Regions from separate parts of the Homo sapiens genome. Here all the other regions are linked to region 2. A link is a loop called in an ENCODE intact Hi-C map of the cell type or tissue named here. Cell type or tissue: endothelial cell of umbilical vein. All regions are shown on one strand. Region 1 overlaps LINC01992 (long intergenic non-protein coding RNA 1992). Region 2 holds the start of LOC105371712 (a long non-coding RNA gene). Region 3 overlaps NOS2 (nitric oxide synthase 2). Region 4 has its middle 4.6 kb from the start of NOS2.

Region 1 (5,000 bases), 260 kb before region 2:
TCAGGGCTGTGAAGGGTCAGTGGGCCACGTGAAATTCCAGGAAGGAACAAGGCTTCAGGGGTGCTGTCCTTGGCTGGTTCCTACAGCACTTCCTTCCTTGTACCCCGCAGAGCCTTTGGCATGTAGAGTCACGTGTTCATCTAAGTACCACTGATGGTTTTGATTTTCTACCTGAAGAGTGCACAGAAGCTGGCCTTGGACAATAAAAGCAAAGGCAAAGGTGCCCGGAAGGAAGGATCAGTGTGAGGAGGGTATGGAATGGTGCATGCAAAGTACCAGCACAGCGCCTGGCACAGTGTAGACTCCTCACACAGAGGGCTCTCCTCCCTGCCCCCAAGGAGATCTCAGAGGCCCCCCTCCTGCCAAAGCGGCATTTCAACTCCTCGCATACACTTGGGCTTCAGTCCATTACACAAGGAAATTTGGCTTCATTTATATAAAGGGGCTAATTACCACATGAGACATAATTACAAGACAGGAAATGGATTTATAGATGCCGTCAGTGGGAGGGGAAGTTGCAGCGGCTGCTTGGACTGCTCCGTGCTCCTAAGGGGCTAAAGCTGTCCCCAGCGGACAGGATTCTTGCCCTGGGAGTTCTTGCTTTGCTGAGAAATGTGCTCTTAGAGAGGTCGGCAGTACTACAGATTTCTGGAAATCAAATCTAGTTCTGTCTCTGAATTTGTTCCACAATTGGCAATGTATTCCCACAGGTTCTCTTCACACAATAAAAATCATACTTAAGAATGTAGTTAGTCTTAAACATTAAAAGAGAAAGATAAGTCTTATGATAGATTCCAAAACTAGCCCAAAGGAGAAATGCTGGGTAGAAACTGTACAGCACTAGTATCTGCTCTTCTTTGAGGTTAGATGAACCCTGAGAAAGAGCTATATTTGCCAGACACGGTGGTGTGCACCTGTAGTCTCAGCTACTTAGGGGGCTGATCGCTTGAGCTGAGGCATTCAAGGCCAGCCTGGGCAGCACCCTTTCTAAAAGGGGGGAAAAAGAGCTATATGCCTGCTAATTGACCTAATAAATAGTCCCTTATGATTTCATTTTTCACCTTAAAACCATATATCTTAATTTAGACACACATACACACACAGAAACAGACAATAGGCAGAAGTGAAAAGGCCCTTCCTCATTGATAACCAAAGATAAGCAAATTAGTACTAGCTAATATGTGGGGAGCACACTCTGTGCCAAGCACTGAGCTTTGCTGTCTTATTTGTTCATCTTCACAACAGTCCCATGAGGAGGGTGCAGTCATAATCCTCAATTGATAGCTAAGGAACTGAGACTTAGGAAGGTCAACCAAGGTGGCCAAGTCCATACTGTAAATGCCAGAACAAGCGTTTGCACACCACTTGTCTGAACACAGAGCCTGGATTCTGAAGAACAATGAGAACATTTCTCAAATTAACAATAATATATTCTCAAGAATCTTAAAAATAAAAATTTTTCTATTTAAAAAAAATTTTTAAGAAAAGAATCTTAAGACTATCACTCCCGGAGACCGAGCATTTGACTCCTGATCACCTATCTTTATGAAATAATCTAAAAAAATGGAAAAAGTTTAATGCACAAAGATCTTCTGAGCAGAGTACCTTGATTATAATGGGGAGAAATTGGAAACTAAATGCTTAGCAATGAGGGAGTGGTTACATAAACTATGGTACATCCATAAATGGAGTATTATTCAATAATTAAACTGATGTCGCTAAAGAGTTTATAACAACGTGGGCAAAAGTTTATGTTACGTGGAATAAAAATAGCAGGATTCAAATATGTATGCGTTACGATCTCTACAAAAAAAAAATACGCAAAGAAGGACATCTAGAAGGAAATGTACCAAAATGTCAGTTTGTCTTTTTTTAAGCATAATTATGACTGTAAGAAACCATTTTCTGTCTTTTGTGACAGCTCTTTATTGTTTGCACTCTTAACAGTGTTCCCCAGGCCCTGCCCACGCCTGTGAGTACTTTATGGTGAGGTCTTGCTTATCTTTCCTCACAGATGTGCATTTCAAAGAACCACTATCATCATAATTTAACATTCCTGTAAGTGTTCACACAATGGGCTTCCCTTAAGCAGAAGATATCTGTGCCAAAGTTGCGTCCTTTGTCCTGGCTGATGACATCAGGTACAGAGTAAGGGACCCTTTTAAGACCAAGGAAAGGAATGCCTAAGGGTCAGGGCTACAGGTACTATGAGTCTCCTCCATAGCTGAATGGTCACTGGTTCATTTATTCATGCACACCACAAACTTGTGCTGCGTGCCTACCATGTGTCAGGCAGCACCAGTTTGGGTTCTGAAAATGTAGAAATAAAAAAGCCAGGCCAAGCATGGTGACTCATGCCTATAATCCCAGCACTTTGGGAGCCTGAGGTGGGTGGATCACTTGAGGACAGGAGTTCGAGACCAGCCTGGCCAACAGAGTGAAACCTTGTCTCTACTAAAAATATAAAAATTAGCCAGGCTTGGTGGCACACACCTGTAATCCCAGCTACTCAGGAGGCTGAGGCAGGAGAATTGCTTGAACCCGGGAGGCAGAGATTGCAGTGAGCAGAGATCACGCCACTGCACTCCACCGTGGGTGACAGAGTGAGACTATGTCTCATGGAAAAAAAAAAAACCTGTCAAAACTTTGCCATGTGGCTCTAAAAGCATCTCTGCTGATCACCTAGGAAAATCCGAAGACGCCAAGGCCAAAATAAGTAACTGAGGCTCTGTGGCAAGTCATTGGCTGGAGAAAGAACTGGAAACCAAGTCAGGGCCAGGTACGATGGCTCACGCCTGTAATCCCAGCACTTTGGAAGATGAAACGAGGGGCATTGCTTGAGCTCAGGAGTTCAAGAGCAGCCTGGGCAGCATTGTGAGACCCCAGTCTCTACAAAAAATAAAAAATTAGCTGGGCATGGTGTACACGCCTGTAGTTCCGGCTATCTGGAAGGCTAAGGTGGGAGAATTGCTTGAACTCGAGAGGTTGAAGCTGCAGTGAGCCGTGATTGTGCCACTGCATTCCAGCCTGGGTGACAGAGCAAGACCCTGTCTCAAAAAAAAGAAAAAAAGAAGCCAAGTCACCCAGCACTTTGCACTGGGCAGAAGGGGATACGAATTCTCCTTGCTGGTCTAAGATAGCAGCCTCTTTGTAAAAATAACAGTAATAATAATCAGTTCTGTTGGTAGTTTCTGGTGCCTGTGGTGGAATGACAAGGACACTAGCATAAGTGGCTTGTCTTCCATGGGCCAGGCTTGTGCCTAAGACTGGTCTTCCTAACACAGATGGTCCACCAGGGTGGTTGATAGGCTTCGGTCTGTCTAGAAGCACCATGCTGCTCCTGTGCTTCCAACCCAGGAGGACGCATCACACCCCCACACCACAGGGAGTTCCACGCCAGGGCAGCGTGAGAATCAGACAGACCTGGGTTCTGCCCCCTACTCAGCCACTTTCTAGCTGGGTGGCCTTGGGCAAGTTTGCTGCCTCTTCTGAGATATAAGGTCCTCAGGAGAGGGGTTGTTGTGAGGAGGAAATGGGATAATGAAGGAAAAACCTGAAGCCACAGCATCACTTGAGGCATGTTCAGCTTGCTCTTGGAATTTGGTTCCCTCATTCTCCCCAAGCCAGGTCAGAGGCCTCCAGGCCACTGTCTCCAAAGGCCCCTCTCAGACAAGAGCACTGACCCAAGGCCTCTCTCGAGCAGTCTGCTCACCTGAACGGCCCATGAGAGACAGTCTGCCATTTTAGCCTCTAACACCCACTGCTTTCTGAAGCAACAAGGCCTACCTTCTAAGACACCTGCATTAGTGGAGAGATATCTGCCATCCTGGCAAGGCAGCTGGGACCCCAGATTCAGACCGCCAAGAGTCTTGGGCCTTCAGTAGTCGGAGTCCTGTAATGAGACAGAAGCAAGAGCTCAAAGGCTCCCGCGATGCAGCCTTGGCCCAGAAGAGGATTTCCCTGTGGAAAACTGCTGGAGTGCCACCACAAGGCTGTGGGACAATAGAGAAGGGCCCGGGAGGAAGGAGTGGAGAGAAAGGGGGAGAAACAGAAGGTAAATCTCTGGAAGGACAGTTGGGGAGGAGATACGTGTATGGGCTTCGGGAACAGAGGAAAAAGGGTTTTGCTTGAGTGACCTTGGCCAAGTGTTTAAAATCTGTGTTTGTTTGGCTGCCAGAATGGAGGGAGTGACACTTTCTCTTGTGCAAAAGGTATGCTCTGGGCCCAAAGATTCAGAGGGGTGTTCCTAAGGAAGGCCAGGTGGCTCACCAGACAGGCATTTCCTTTCATCAACTCACCACAGTCCAGAATCTGTGCATGGCCTGAGAAGCTCCCAGACCTGATTTATTGGCATATGGATGGTTCACGTCTCAGGAGTTAGAGTGTCCAAGAGCACAAGAACTGGAGCATAAATCCCAGAAGGCCAGGGAGCAGACTTGATGGGTACAATGGCTCAGGGAGTATCTCCCACCCAGAGGCTTGGCATCCCAGGGACCTATGGAAGTGTCTTGCTTGTGAAGCTTGGAATAAGAGTCTATGACTTGCTTTATTGATCTTAATCAGGGTCCCCTGTCTAAGTGGCTTGTGGGCCTCTCACCATCCTTCCACAGCATTGCCACAGAAAGGTAGGTCTCTATTTGGTTAGCCTCCCTGTGTTCTCTTCAGTGTTTGGGCATCACCAAGTTCTTTGGGTTTCCTTTTCCATCCTACCAGGCCAACCACTTGCCTTCTGTTCTCCCTGCCTTTCCCAAAAGAATGGAAAGCAAATTGCTTGGTTTCCACTTTGTAATTACACTCCTTTTGGGAATGTCTCCCTGGTCACCTTGAATGGCACTGGAGGTAGCGGGGAGGGAGTCTCAAACTCTTAAGTCACATCTTCACAGACTGATTTTTATTTCACTGTAAGTGGCTGTTCTCACCCATTGTGTAAAATCTAAAGAGTCTCGTTCTCAAATGGAAACTTTATTTTCCATACCTTCATGCTCTGGGTAGGGGAGCCC
Region 2 (5,000 bases):
CAGGTCCACCCCTTCCCCCGCTCTGCTCACCCTAGAAGAGCTTAGAAGTTCAGGAGGCAAAGGCGGCCCCCTATACTCTGCACGGTAAGGGGCAAAGGCACCTCTTTTTGTTGCTGTGCCAACTCTGACAGCCCAAGCTGGGCTGTTTGGTAGAAACTTGGGTGAGGTGGGACTGGGGGTGTGTCTAGCTGAAGCTCTCCTTTGAGGTTCCCACTTCTCTCACCTCTGCCCTCCCTCTGCGTTGGAGTCTCCCCTACGCTAGTGGTGGTGTGTGGGGTGAGGTGGGGGAAGGTTGCTGGGGGAGTGAGGGGAGGACCCTTCCACCCAGCAGCTGAGGTTTTTTCTCCCACAGCAGGAACTCCAGGGTTCCCCCTCCCCATCGAAGGACTGGTCCCTCCCCGGCCCACAGAAGTCACTGAATCAACAGAGATTTGTCTTTGTTGTTTTCGCTGAGGGGGATGAGGAAGGGTTGAGGCCCCTCTCAATATAAAAGGGTTGGTGGAGGGCCAGGCGTCTGGAGGCCAAGCCCCAGCCTGGAGAAGGAAGCCCCAGGGCGCCAGTATCTCCCCGCACGCCCACCCCCGAGGGCTTCCTCTCGCTCCCACCCAAGCTGCCCCCAGTCCCGAGGCCCTTAGTTCGGTGCCGACCGTACAGGCTGTCCTACCTGGGGCCCCAGGAGGTTGGTGGTCGGGGTTCCGAGGTGTTCAGCCACTGGGGTTTCGTGGTGGTCCATGGAGGGGGTTTCGTGGCTTTCGGTGGGGAGGTGTTCGTGGCGTTTGCAATTTTCTTGTGGTTTTTAGATTTCTTTGTGCTGAGAACACGTCTTTGCAGCGGTCATGAGGCTGCTCCCAGAGCCCAGCTTGGGCCGCGATGCGCGTGGGGGTGCCCGGCGGCGTCCGTGTCCCCCCGCACCCTCCGTCGTCCTCCCTCCCAACCTCGCGCCCTCCGCCGGATCACCTGCTGTTGAAGAGCCTCCCCACGTACTTCTTTTTTTTTTTTTTTTTTGAGACGGAGTCTCGCTCTGTCGCCCAGGCCGGACTGCGGACTGCAGTGGCGCAATCTCGGCTCACTGCAAGCTCCGCTTCCCGGGTTCACGCCATTCTCCTGCCTCAGCCTCCCGAGTAGCTGGGACTACAGGCGCCCGCCACCGCGCCCGGCTAATTTTTTGTATTTTTAGTAGAGACAGGGTTTCACCTTGTTAGCCAGGATGGTCTCGATCTCCTGACCTCATGATCCACCCGCCTCGGCCTCCTAAAGTGCTGGGATTACAGGCGTGAGCCACCGCGCCCGGCCCCCACGTACTTCTTGATCGAGCCTAAATTCAGCCAGCTGGCGGCCCTGGACTGCTGCGGCACCTGCAGCCCCTCGCCCAGGGCGCCCTCCGGCGGCAGCAGCACCCACACGAGGCCGGCCACGACCAGAGCGCATGAGCAGCGCAGAGCCCGCGTCTGGAGGGGGCAGGGCGGACAGAGCCGCGGGCGGTCACGTGACCCCACGGCTGGGGTCGGCGCGATCCCTGACGGTAGCTTGCGGGTGTTCCGCGCCGTGGGCAGCCTGGCGTGCAGGGGCGCTCAGCCGAGGGACGTGGCTATTTCTGGGACACACACCAGTGCACGGACGCCCTAAGGGACATCCTGGTGCCCAGGGGAATGGTGCACACCTGGACATGCCCGGTGATGCACGCAGAAAGCATCGAGGTAAAAATGAACGGGGAGACACCTCTAAGGTGTACGCACGAGGACGGCATAAAACCATTGGTCAGCTCCCTAATCTCACCGACCTCTCTCCCGCAAATTCCTTATCGCCCTCCTTTCTCCCTGCCCTTCCCTCAAAGTGTCAGTCAGGTTGTCCTCAGCCCAGAAGACTCTTCCTCCAGACATCCTCATGGCCGGCTCTGTCGCCCCCTGGAGGCATTAGCTCAAAATCCACCTTTTAAATGGGTCTTATCCTGACACCCCTGTTTAAAATTGCAACCCGGCAGCGTGCGGTAGATGACGCCTGTAATCCCAGCACTTTGGGAGGCCAAGGCGGGCGGATCACTTGAGCCCATGAGTTCGAGACCAGTGTGGGCAAAAGACAGAGAGCCCTGTCTCAACAATTTAAAAAATAAATTTAAAAAAATTGCAACTCAACCCTTCATCTTGCTTTTTCTTGCTCTATTTTTGCACTTTCTTTTTTCTTCTTCTTCTTTTTTTTTTTTTTTAGACAAGGTCTTGCTTTGTTGCCCAGGCTGCAGTATAGTGTAGGGATCATGGCTCACGGCAGCCTCAAACTCCTGGGCTCAGGCCATCCTCTTGCTTCAGCCTCCCAAGTAGCTAGGTCTACAGGTGCACACAACCATGCCCAGCTAAATTTTAATTTTTTGTAGAAATGGAGTCTTGCTAGGTGGCCCAGGCTGGTCTCAAACTCCTGGCCTCAAGCGATCTTCCTGCCTTGCCTCCCAAAGTGCTGGGATTACAGGTATGAGCTGCCACACCTGGCCTGCACTTTCTAACTTATATATTCTATATTTATTATATTTATGTCCGATCCCTTCCCAGCGGCATCTCCTCCCTCAGTGTAGGCGTCATTAATTGCAGCTGGGCTCTTTGCTTATTTTGTCTATTGATGGATCACAAGCACCTAGAACAGTGCCTGGCACTTAGCAGATACTCAATAATACATATTAAATGAATGACTAACAGTTACACACAGGAACGCCAGCCTGATGATTCACACACCCAATGCACAGAGAATTTTGTGCCTGCAACACACCATGATTCACAGACTACGATGCCCATAAACATGATGCACACCCCCAGAGCTCCTAAGCCCCTCAACCCTCTTTTAACCGGGAACTCCACTCATCCCCACCATCCCAAGCAGGGATAAGAAGCCTTAGTAGCTGTCCTGACCATCAGAATGGCAGACGAGGCTGCCCTGGCCTAACCCCTTCATGCCCTTAGTGAGCCTGAGGAGGGCCCTTGGTGTCAGCCCCCATCCCCAGGCTCCTAGAGAATACAGCTGATAGGGGGCCCAAACATTACCATGGTGCTGGGCAGGTGCAGAGGAGCACAGCAAAGCGTCTCTGGCCAGGACCTGAGTCCCTTTATATTCCTAAGGATCCATGCCCCCTTTCCCGCTAAAGTTCCACTTCCAGCGCAGCCTTCTTTTCCTCCCCCTGTGTCATGACCTGAAAGTCCGGAACAGAGAGAAGGTGGGGGTGGAAGCACATGGGCTACCAGCTGTTCTGACCAGGGCACAGTCCCTGCCAGGGGCCCAGAGGTGTGGGTGGCAGAGGCAGGGAGGCCTGGGGAATAGGGTAATGTTTTGCTCCAAGTATACAGATCCAAGGAGAAACTGGCTCTGGGGTTGAGAGGGGGCTGTGCTTTTCCCAGGGGCTACTGTCAGGGAGTTATGCTGAGACCAGATGCCCCTCCCCATCTGGCTAGATCCAAGGTGCCTCCTTTCCTTACAGGGCTGCTGTGGGGTCCCAGCACCCCTTATTCCCCTTCCCTAGGCCTGCTGCCATGGGGAAGGGGTGGGGTTATGGTTTCTGGTTTCAGGATTGCAGGCCCCACTGCACAGCTTGGAGATTTTCTCAGCCTGCCTGGCCATTTTGGAGCCCCTGAGGCATGACCTGCTAAGCCTTCTGGAGGGTGGTGGGTCTTGACTGCTTGGATGATGAACTTAGGCCTTGGCTGCCTCAGGCCACAGAGCCTCAGCTGTGTGGCCTGTCAGGTCGCCTCTACCCGTTCAATATTGCCACCTTTCTGGGGCAAGGTTGTGAAATGTGCGCCGATTCTTCGTGCCCACCCCAACCCCAGAAGGGGCACACTAGGAAGAGCAAGGGCTTCTGGGTAGGAATCCTAAATTCACTACCTCCTGGCTGTGTGACCTTGATTAAGGGACATCATCTCCCCTGAGCCTCCACATCCTCATCTGTGAAATGGAGCTGGTTAGGACTGTTGTGAAGATGGATTTGGATTATGTAGCTCAGCCTTTGGACAGCTCCTGGCACATGCTAGATGATTAACAGGCGTGAGCCCCTCCATTCATGAAAGAAACGCTTTCTCCCATCTCCACTTCTGAAAGTGTCTCATCTTCTGGCCTCTTCTCCTTATTAAAACCCGCTCCTGGCCAGGCATGGTGGCTCATGCCTGTAATGCCAGCACTTTGGGAGGCTGAGGTAGGAGGATTACTAGAACCCAGGAGTTTGAAACTAGCCTAAGCAACATAGAGAGACCTTGTCTCTACAAAAAATTTTTTAAAAGCTAGGTGTGGCCGGGCATGGTGGCTCACGCCTATAATCCCAGCACTTTGGGAGGCCGAGGTGGGCAGATCACCTGAGGTCAGGAGTTCGAGACCAGCCTGACCAACATGGAGAAACCCAGTCTTTATTAAAAATACAAAATTAGATGGGCGTGGTGGTGCATGCCTCTAATCCCAGCTACTCGGGAGGCTGAGGCAGGAAAATCTCTTGAACTCGGGAGGCAGAGGTTGCGGTGAGCCAAGATCGTGCCATTGCACTCCAGCTTGGGCAACAAGAGCAAAACTCCATCTCAAAAAAAAAAGCTATGTGTGGGTGGCACATGCCTGTAGTCCCAGGTACTGGGGAGGCTGAGGTAGGAGGATTGCTTGAGACTGGGAAATTGAGGCTGCAGTGAACCAGGATTGCGCCACTGCACTTCCAGCCTGGGTGACAGAGCAAGACTCTGTCTCAAAACAACAACAAAAACAAACAAACAAGAAAACCCTGCTTTTGGTGGGGGTGTGAGAAACTCAATGTCAATGTCACTGAAGTTTATGGGATGGCTCAGTAGCCAAGTGAGACCAAGACTGCATTTCTATGGAGCCAATAATCTCTAGAAAAAGAAATGAGATTACCATGAAAAAATTCCATAGTACAGGGTGGGAGGAGATATCTAGGGACCAGTGTACCCTAAATACCAGTAAACAGGCTATTCCTTATTCCCATTAGTCACAGCCCAGTGCTGAACATCCCCCCGCCCCTACAAGAG
Region 3 (5,000 bases), 490 kb before region 2:
CTGATGAACAGCAGCATACTGAAGGCTCCCAGAAGTCTTGTAGTAAAGCAACGTGTTTGCCTTGCCTTAACTAAGCATGTCCCAGGCTATTCGACCTTGGAATCTTTTTGATGCCAACTGTCTACCGACCCACTGAACACATTTGGGGAAATGCCTGTTATCTCCTCACTGTTCTTCAAACACGCCAGCTTAACTCCCACCCCCGGGGCCTTTGTACCTGCTGCCCCTCCAGAACAGCCCAGAGTGTTTCCTTCAGTATCCACAGGGCTCCTCCTCACCATCTCAGGTTTATTCTCAGATGCCACCTTCCAGCTCTGCCTTCCCTGGCCACCCTATTTAAAATTACACTCCCCAGCGTTCCCTGGGCTGTTTCCTGCTGTTTTTCTCTGAAGCACTACACCTCTTTCTTGTCTGGGTTTGTCAGCCCCAGTAGAATGTAAAGAATTTTTGCCTGATTCATTTACTGCTCTATCCCTAGCACATAGTAGGTGCTCAATAAATGTTCAGTTGAACGTATGAATGTGTCTTAGGGAGAGTATGGAAGTGACAATCACAGGCTTTGGAACCAGAGAGAGGCAGACTGAACTCTAGGCTCTCACATTTACTGCTGTGGTCCCCGTAGGCCCCCTTCCCTCTGTAAAAGGGGGTGCCTCCCTCATAAAGTCCTCGGCAGGACTGAATGAAATGTCACATGAGAATCCTTGGCAAGCAGTATGCCCAGTGTAAGCCCTTGATAAATATCACTATTATCTTCATCAATAAAATGCAAGCCCTTCCTGCTGGGGGGATGAGGGTGAGCAGACACCAGCCTGGGTGTAAATAAGAAGTGTGAGGTTCACACGAGGCTGACGGGGGGCAGCCTTGCTCTCCCCTGTGTTCACAGCCTTGCTTTGGCCACACAGATACTTTCTGAAAGGGGGGTTTGGGGAGAGGCCAGGGAGACTCTCCTGCCCCCATTCTACAGATGGAAAAATGGAACACATTCACCCGACTTCTCAAAGCTGCCAACTGGTCCAGGATGTGCAGTAAGGCCATCTGACAGCCCACCCAGCTCAGATCTCAGCCACTGCTAAGATTCTCTTGGGGTCCAGAACCTTTCTGGGCCTGATTCCCCTGGGTCTACCTGCCACCCCTGGTCCTGGCTCCAACGGCCTGTGCCCTTGGCCGGCACCTTCAGCCCACACACCCACTACTATACCTTGAGCTGAAAGAAATAGTCCTCGACCTGCTCCTCATTCAATTTCAGCTTGGCAGCCACCAGCTGCTTCAGGGTGTGGGCCACGTCCCGGGCCATGCGCACATCCCCGCAAACATAGAGGTGGCCTGGCTCCTTGTGGAGCACACGGAGCACCTCGCTGGCCAGCTGCTGCCGCAGGATGTCCTGAACATAGACCTGAAACCAGAGGAAACAGTGGGTTCAGTCCTCAGCTGCTCAGGACAAGGCTTGCAGGCAGGCCTGCTGGCCTCAAGGAGGCGGGGAGAGGGGCACTAAGGGGTGAGGAGTGAGTCCCCTTCCAGCCAGGACCTTGCAAGGGGCCAGGCTCAGGATGAGGTGCATGGATGCCCCTGGGGCTCGGCTGGGATTAGAGAGATAAATGCTGGACACAGTCCTGCCCTCGAGGGGCTGACCATCCAGTGGGGATCCCAGACTGTCTCTGAATTTGCCATGCTTCAAAAAGGCATCAATGAAGGCAGTCCCCCTGCCCAGGGCTCTGCCTACACCCCAGAAAAGGGAGCCTCTCAATGCAGTCTACCCATTAGGTCTCTGCAGGGTATGGATCCCGGGCTCCCCAGATACAAGGTCCAGGAGTCAGTCAGGGACTCTCTGCTCCTGCTCCACACAGGATGCCCAGTGGCCCCAGCACTGGGCACAGAGCACTGGGCCCAAGAGGTGCCCTGATGGGACAAATGTGTGAAGGCCGAGAGTCTATTCTGACACCCCAGGCTCAGGGGGTAACGCGGCCCTGGGGACAGAAGAGCCCCTCTGATGGCCGTGGTGGAAGCATCGGCCGCCCTCCAGCCTTGCAAGGCTTGAGCGTAGCCAGCCTGGACCACCTCTCCCCGGGCAGTCGCGTGTCCCAGGGGGCCTGCTGGGGACCTTCAGCAGGCTGGGCTCTGGGGTTAACCCGCGTGTGACCTAGGTTAGTCCTGAACCTCTCCAGGTCTGTCGCTTCTGCTGTATGAGAGGGTGTAATGCTCTTCACAGCATCACTCTGATGGTTGTGAATTACCAGCATTTTCGAGCTCAGGAGGTGAAGGCTCGGGGAGGCGAGGGGCCTGTGGGGACCCAGGGCTCACAGTGGAGCTTGTGTGTGTAATGCTTCACCTGCTTTGAGGCTGCATTTACCTTGGGCTTGCCAGGCAGGCGGGAATAGGCTGTGTGCACCGCATGCAGCACCCCCTTCTGGGCCATCTCCAGCATCTCCTCCTGGTAGATGTGGTCCTCATCTGGGCGGCGGCACCCAAACACCAAGGTCATGCGGCCTCCCCGCACTCCTGCAGGAGTCCCGGGCTGTTGTTACCATGTTGGCCACCAGAGGGCGCCAGGGCTCCAAGCCCAACTGGAATTCTCACTTCACTCCCACTAGCTATTTAATAGCATTATCCCCACTTTACAGATGAGGAAACTGAGGCCCAGCGCATTCAGATCACTCATCCATAGTCACAGAACTGAAAGTGCGGATGCAGAATTCCCTCAGCCAATCGGAGATCAAAAGCAGGGACTTTCCTGTTACCTCCACTCCCAGGAGAGGGAGCCCTGGCTACTATGCGGGAGACGGAAAGGCAGCCATTCTAACCCGCAGAGGCCCGCACAGGGAAGCAAACTTGGGAGGCCTTCCCTCGAGAGAGGTCAGGAACCGTTTGTGGGGCTGCAGTTCTGCTCCTAGGCAGGCGCTGGCCCCCTGGTGCCCCTCCCACCTGGGAAGCCTCCAGCCTTACCCTTGTGCTGGGAGTCATGGAGCCGTTGCTGCCAGAAACTGCGGAAGGGCGCGATGCCTGTGCCAGGCCCGATGAGGATGCAAGGATGGGAGGGATCCTCGGGGAGGTGGAAGCCGCTGGCACTGAAGAGGACAGGAGAAGAGGGGGCCAGTCCTCAGACACCCCAGGCCCACGCACACACAGGATGGCTGGGGAGCTGGGCCTGTGGGAGGCGGTCGTGAGGGGGTGGAGAGGACAAGAAGCTCCTATTTGATTTCCCACGTCCTGCAGGCTGCTTCACTTCTGTCCAGGCACCAGCACCTCCCCCAGGTCCTTCTGTAAAAGGGCCAAGCTCACTGGACTCTTGAGACCCACCTGTCATCGCTGTCCCTGCTACAGGCAGCCACACCAGTGTGACCCCAGTGCCTTCTTTATGGGCCAAGGGGCTCCGAGCGTCTCCTAAACCCCAGATCCCTCCCTTTCCTCCCGGAACTCCCAGGGGTCGGCGGCCCCACAGGGGACAGAGTGGAAGGGGTGCTTACTTCCGCACAAAGCAGGGCACTGGGTCTTGGGGCTTCAGGCTGTTGAGCCATGTGCTGCAGACGCCGTGGTGCAGGGGACCCTGGCCATCTGCAACGATACCACAAAGTGACCAACGTCCCCCCACTGCCCATGCGCAAACTGTACCAGCTGCTCCGCCCACACCACGGCCCTCCTTGGACGCCCCCACTCAGGCACTCTCAGGACTCAATGAGCAGCTGTTTGTCCTCCTGGTTCTGAGATCCACCCTCTGTAAGCGCGGAGCTGAGGAACGTTGAAAGGGACTTAGAGAGGCTGCAAGTTGCTCCTTCTGCCCAAGCAGAAACTGAGACGGGGAGAGGAAAAGTGACTTGAAAAAGGTCACTCAGGTCGTGGTGGAATCAGGTGGACAGCTCAGCTTCCCTGACTCCTACTCCAGTGCTCCTTCCAAAGACTTTCTCCGGGAACACTCCCAGCTCACCACTGAGCTCCACTGACAGCAGCATGAAGTGGCCCCTCAGGGTGGCTACTGCTGTGCGTGCTCATGAGCGTGGCCCTTGCTGGTAGCAACCCTGGGTGGTGGATGAGTTCCGCGCATTTCAGCCTGCTCTGGCACCTTGCTTTCCTCCTCAGTGGGCCCTCCTGGGCTTGTAGAAACCCAGGAGGTCTCTCTGGGTTGTGTTCCCTTTACAATGGCCCAGCACTTGAGGAAGGCCTCCAACCAACTGCAGAGGTCCCCCTGGTTTTCCTCGGGATTAAACTTTGATCTCACAGGACACGTCTGCCTCTCCTCTCCTGGTCTGGGTGGCTGTTCTCTAGCAGGGCAAATAGAGTCTCTGCCAAGGTTTTAGAAACTGTGTTTTTGCTTCTTGAGGACAGAGGGCTCGGAAGTGTGGGCAGCTCCCAGCTTTGCCAACCCAGGCAATGCTCAGTTACAGAGGGCAGGGCAGGGGGCAGCGGCCAGTGGTGGAGCCGAGACCACCTGGACGAGATGTTGGCCTCCCGCTCTATGGCAGCGTCACCCCCTGCTCTGCTTCCCTCAGTGACCCTGACCTTTCCTTCTTGGCTTCAGCACAATGAAAATCATCTAATTATTTCTATGCCTATCTCTCCACTGCCGCCTCTAGATGCTCCCTGAGGGCAGGGCTGATCTCTGTTGTATTTCCATACCCACCCCAGTGCCAGGCACCCACTGAATAGCTGAGTGAGTGAATGAATAATCAATGCAGAATCTCCCCTGCGTTCAGGCTGCATGATTGGGAAGACTAAGAACCACTGGCCTCCTACCAAGGGTTGAGTGCTCTTCACATCTGATCTCATTAAATTGTCCCAAGAGTAGTGGGACAGTGGAGTGGTGGAGGACTTGGACTCAGCAGTTAGACTATCCAGGTCTGAATCTCAGCTCTCCACTTACTAACAGTGTGACTTTCTGTGCCACCTGTAAAATGCACACAGTGCCTACCCCACAATGTAACTGATCATATACATACAGAAGGCTTGGTTTAGTGCCTGGTTCCTAGAGATCTCTCCCACACACCTCCTAATACTGTTAACAACTCTGG
Region 4 (5,000 bases), 450 kb before region 2:
GAGAAAAAAAAGCAAGTTTGTTAATGTCTGTGATGCACACCACGCAGGAGAAGCCTCAGTGAAAGTAACTCAATGCTGCGGCTTAGAACTCTGGCTTATGGAGCATCTGCCATGAAGAGCAATGCATTTTAGAAAGTGACAAGATGGCTGGGCACGGTGGTTCATGCCTGGAATCCCAGCAATTTGGGAGGCTGAGGTGGGCAGATTGCTTGAGGCCAGGAGTTCGAGACCAGCCTGGGCAACATAGTGAGATCCAATCTCTACAGAAAAATTGAAAATAAATTAGCTGGGTATGGTGGCATGCCCAGCTACTGTAGTCCTAGCTACTCAGGAGGATCAGGTGGGAGGATCAATTGAGTCTGGGAGTTAGAGGCTGCAGAGAGCTATGGTCGCGCCACTGCACCCTAGCCTGTCTCAGAAAAAAAAGGAAAAAAAAGAGGGAAAGGAGGAAAGGAAAGGAAAGGAAAGGAAAGGAAAGGAAAGGAAAGGAAAGGAAAGGAAAGGAAAGGAAAAGAAAGGAAAGGAAAGAGAGAAAGAAAGAAAGAAGAGAAAGGTGACAAGACGAATGCAGTTGTAGGCTTCCAGGGGTGGCAAGCTGTGAGAAGGTAAACATGTGGAAGTGAGCTAAGGAGTAGGATAGCAAGGTTTGTTTGTATTTGTAGATGGCTCTGGTGCCATCTCTGAGCTGATAAAAGTTATCTTCTCATCTTGATGCTGGGAAAGCATCTTTCTCCAAGGAATGTTTATGGCTTGCTGCAGGCAGGACAGGGCAGTTCAGATAGCCCTCTCTCTAGCTGCTCTTTCTCAAATGCCTTCAGCTGGAGATAATCAGGATGCCATATCGGCATATCTGGGCGTGGCATGTTCTGGTTTCCTTTAGCCTGAAAGGTCCCAGGTTCGAGGCACAGCTTCACTGCTGACCTACCATGTGATCTTGGAAAAGCCACTTCTCTCTGGGCCTGACTTTTCTCGTGACAAAAGGTGATAAAAATAAAAGTAAATAAACGAGATACAAGAAAATGCTTTGAGCCATTGAGCAAAAAGTCAGCCAAGTAAGAATTTATTATCCTTGCTGGGAGTCAGAGAGTAACAATTTCCCTTTTGACAAAGAGCAAGTGGATGCCAGGACTTGCCTTCTGAAGTATCCTTCCTCAGACAGGTCCCCGTCCCACCACAAACACCTGCTTTTAAATTCCCGGTCCTCTCTCTCCCTTTGTAACATTAAATTCATGTATGTATTTTTAATTTTTAATTGGAATAAATTTCACATAACATAAAATTACCAATTAACTATTTTAAAGTGTAAAATGCAATGGTTTTTAGAATATTCACAATGTTGTATAACCATGACCACTATCCCAATCCTCTCTTAACCGGCAAATAGGAAGAGGAGGAGAGTAAAAATAGTGATAATGATTGTGATGATACACAGAGGTTAGGAGACTCACCAAGGTCACACAGCAAACAGCCTTCAAGCCGGGACAAACAGTGAGCTTCTGGTACCCTCCCCAGAGCGCCTGTCTGCAGGGTCCAGGGCTGGCCCCCTCCTGGAGGTTGGCAAGTCTCCTACGGCTTCCTGGGCCTGCACGGCTGCCTTCTTCTTGGCCCTGCCCACCCAGCAGGCCGCATTCCTGGCCTCTTCTGATGATGGATGCAGCAGGTGAATTCTGCTGGGGAGAAATCAAAGAGCACCTTGAAGGGCAGGCGGGGGACAGGTGGGCCCCCCGGAGGGTGGCGATAGAGGTTCCGAGGCTGCTGTGGAGAAATGCCCTCCTCCCTGCCTTCCCAGGCTGTCCTAGGCACCATGCTGACAGCAATCAGCACGGGAATGTCTTGGGCTCATTATCCTGGAATTGATTTTCCACTGGATTGATTTGATCTGTTTCTATGCCAGGCTGTGAAGATGGTTCAGATCCAGTTAGCCCTCGGAAGTTAGCAACTTTGAAGGCTTTTCTACAAAAACAATTGATCAGAGCTAACGTTTACTGAGCAAGGCACTTAAACATACCAAGCATTTAATCCACACAACAGTCCTATGGGGTGGGAATGATCACTAGCCCCATTTTATAGATGGGGAAATTGAGGCTAAGCAAAGCCAAATGACTTGTCCAAGACCACACAGTCAGGTGGTGGCAGGGCTACAACCCTGGAGTCCCAGCTTGCACTTGCTCTGGTGCTTGCTCCATAAATACAGCCAGGCCCTGGGCTTTCCATTTATTATCTCAGTTAATCCTCCAACAACGTTGTGTGGCAGGTACTATTATAATACTATCCCCAATTCACCAATAAGGAAACCGAGACACAGAAAGTTTGAGCGACCAGCTCAATGTCACTCAGTTTGTAAGTGGCAAAGCTGAGGACTGACCCAGGTCTGAGACCTTGACTGGACCCCACTTGTGCGCCCACTGTGTGCTTACCCATTTTGCTACAGGTGAGTACACCCAGGGGCAAGGAGAGGTGACAATGAGAGAGTGGGAAACTGAGATCAAGGTAGGAGCTGAGGATTACCTGGGGTTGAATGTTCTCCCCTCCATGTCAGTGTCTGGTGCCAGCTCTGTGCAAGGCCATGGAAGGAGGAGACGGAGTTCCTACTGTGTGCCCCGCCTCACAGAAAGTGATAAAAATTTTATTTTAGAAATATATTTAAGGTTTAAAGAGAGCCAGTTTAAGGTAAAATGTTTAAGCAAATAACAGTATAGGTGCATGCAGATGTGACACAAATGATAAAGGTGGGACGTGAAGGAAACACAGGGGCGTGGCTCTTACTCTCTATTTGTGTGTGTGCATGTCCCGTGGCGAGTCACGTGTCCTGTGGGGCCTTCACTCCACTCAGCTGTCAAAGGAAGGCATTGAGAAGAGGCATTCCTGGGACCCTCCCGGTTCTGAGGCCCTAACAAGCTCAAGTCCCCAGACCGTGAGCCCTATGTCATTTGTCAAGTGACCACTGGAGGGCGTGAGTCACACAAATTCCAGCAGCTCCGAAGCTGAGGTCTTCCCCGGTTTCCACCACCTTGCCTGACTCGGAGATGACGGAAGTGAAGTGAAGGGATTTTTACTGGAAACGCCCGGTGGTCACTCCAGGATGGACAGGCCCAGGGTGGACCAGGAAGGTGGACAAGCTTTGCTGAGTCCCTGGAGTGTGACTCAAGCTGGCTGGTGCAGGCCTGGCACTTTGCTGCTGTTTCTTTTAAAAGCCTCGTTTCTTGTCAAGCCTCCCCAGAACACCCTCCCTTCCCTGCCCTCCCGTTTTGCTTCCTGGGTGCCCGTCCTTCTAGGCGGAGAAACAACAAACAGAGTGGCACCTGGGGTAGTCCCAGGGTGTGATGGTTCAAGGGGCAAGATTCAGGGGCAAGTAGTGTATCTGGGAAGTGCAGGGGACATCAGGAGGGGAATGAGGAAGTGAGACAGAGAAAGGGAGGCAGCTGGTAAAAGTACTATAGGGCAGCTTTCACGATTTGCAACCAGACTCAGCCCCACCAGGGAACTTGAAAAATGGTGCAGAAAACAGGGCTTCAAATGATCCCATCCAAGGGGCCAGGGGCTGGGCTACTGACCCAGCAGTTCCAGAGCATCACTCATTGAGGCTGCTCCCAGGGAGGTTAAATTCCCAAGGCCTGCTGTGGGCAGAGCAGCCTTCCTTGGTTCTGGGAAAGCCCTCTAGAATTCACAAAGTGCACTGGAATGAGACGAAGACAGACGTCACTGCTACAGGGGGTTTAGAATTGGGTCAAATGGAGGAAGAGAGGTACCTCCTCCCCAGGTACAGCCTCTGAGGGTGCTGGATGCTGATCCAAGAAGTTCTAAATGCCAAGAGCTTCAGCTAAGCCCACCCTCTTGTATCCTTCCCTAAGAAGCGCTGCATCTTTGGTTAGGCCACATAAGCCCTCCGGGCCTCCCTTTCCTCAGTTAAGGGTCTCTGAGGCCTTTCCAGCTGTGGTATCTGGGCTTTCTGAGTCTCCCCACCTCATACATATCTGGTCTTTGATGCTCTTGGAAAAGTTATCTTCCCCACCAGAGTGCCCCTGAAAGGCAGAATGTAGCAACGACTGGCAACTTCTGCAGAGCCTGACCACTGTGTGCACAGAGATGTCTGGAGCATCGCTCTCTACGAGAGCCAGAAACAACCCAAGTGATCAGCATAGAGAAAGGCACACCAGGCCAGCTTTATAGTGTACCATTACGTGGCCAAAAAAAAAGTGTATTAAGAATTTTTTGGCCAGGTGTGGTAGCTCATGCCTGTAAATTCTAGCATTTTGGGAGGCTAAGATGGGAGGATTGCTTGAGCCCAGGAGTTTGAGACCAGCCTTGCCAACATGGCAAAACCCTGTCTGTACAAAAAATACAAAAATTACAAAAATTAGCCAAGTGTGGTGGTGAACACCTGCAGTCCCAGCTACTCGAGAGGCTGGGGTGGGAGGATCGCTTGAGACCAGGAGGTCGATGCTGCAGTGAGCTGTGATTGTACCATTGCACCCCAGCCTGGGCAACAAAGTGAGACCCTGTTTCAAAAAAAAGGATTTATTTAGCTGGGCATCGTGACAAGCACCTGTAGACCTAGCTACTAACTGAGGTGGGAGGATCACTTGAGCTGAGGAATTAAGAGACCGCAGTGAGCTATGATTGCACCATTGCACTCTCCAGCCTAGGCAACAGTGAGACTCTGATCTCTTAAAAAAAAAAAAAAAGAGTCTTTATGATAAGAAATAATGTTCATGATATCAGTAGAAAAATGATAACCCCTAACATGTAAAATAAAGACAGAAAAAATGTGAGAAAAAAATACTAAAATATTAAAAAGTGGTAGAATTATGGGCAATAGTTATCTTTTCTTTACCCTTCTCTGTATTTGCTATCTGTGCATATGTTAGTTTTATAATATAAAAAGTGACTCCTTACTTTTTGAAATACTATCTCAGACGTGTGGCTGTGCCAGTAATTCACCTTTCCCAAAGGAAAAGAGCCTCTAGCACCCATTTTCATTACAGGAGGCACAGAGAGGG

The links. Peaks named below come from ENCODE experiments on the same cell type or tissue, not always from the same donor. Only the 100,000 strongest peaks of a DNase experiment are listed, where the experiment ranks them.
Region 1: it touches region 2 in a loop (3-fold over the local background); 2 of 110 quality-filtered maps call a loop at or near these places.
Region 3: a loop joins it to region 2, with 20 times the contacts of the local background. A loop is called at or near these places in 12 of 110 quality-filtered maps.
Region 4: a loop joins it to region 2, with 16 times the contacts of the local background. A loop is called at or near these places in 66 of 110 quality-filtered maps.

Annotation. Positions count from the first base shown.
Region 1 is chr17:27,984,979-27,989,978 of GRCh38, forward strand. It overlaps LINC01992 (long intergenic non-protein coding RNA 1992), which reads right to left. Exons shown (of 5, transcript NR_146896.1): 2 at 3,787-3,892. Among named protein-coding and RNA genes, the nearest start is that of LINC01992, 4.2 kb to the right of the region's middle. RefSeq lists a cis regulatory region at 1,792-2,348. In endothelial cell of umbilical vein, no CTCF peak of the experiment used is centred here; DNase peaks (open chromatin) are centred at 593 and 2,083; H3K27ac peaks cover 4,241 bases.
Region 2 is chr17:28,249,914-28,254,913 of GRCh38, forward strand. It overlaps LOC105371712 (a long non-coding RNA gene), which reads right to left and starts at 912. Exons shown (of 2, transcript XR_934641.2): 1 at 665-912. RefSeq lists a silencer at 1,462-1,511. In endothelial cell of umbilical vein, a CTCF peak has its summit at 1,906 (motif pointing left); DNase peaks (open chromatin) are centred at 1,448 and 1,878; H3K4me3 peaks cover 364 bases.
Region 3 is chr17:27,757,683-27,762,682 of GRCh38, forward strand. NOS2 (nitric oxide synthase 2) reads right to left here. Exons shown (of 27, transcript NM_000625.4): 23 at 3,462-3,549; 24 at 2,941-3,062; 25 at 2,348-2,496; 26 at 1,199-1,393. Among named protein-coding and RNA genes, the nearest start is that of NOS2, 40 kb to the right of the region's middle. In endothelial cell of umbilical vein, a CTCF peak has its summit at 2,554 (motif pointing right); no DNase peak of the experiment used is centred here.
Region 4 is chr17:27,802,675-27,807,674 of GRCh38, forward strand. No RefSeq gene overlaps it. Among named protein-coding and RNA genes, the nearest start is that of NOS2, 4.6 kb to the left of the region's middle. RefSeq lists promoters at 1-5,000, 1-5,000, cis regulatory regions at 419-554, 1,213-1,352 and enhancers at 2,789-3,083, 2,811-3,858, 3,050-3,070, 3,394-3,453, 3,484-3,723 and 1 more. In endothelial cell of umbilical vein, a CTCF peak has its summit at 2,940 (motif pointing right); a DNase peak (open chromatin) is centred at 2,977; H3K4me3 peaks cover 290 bases; H3K27ac peaks cover 295 bases; H3K27me3 peaks cover 274 bases.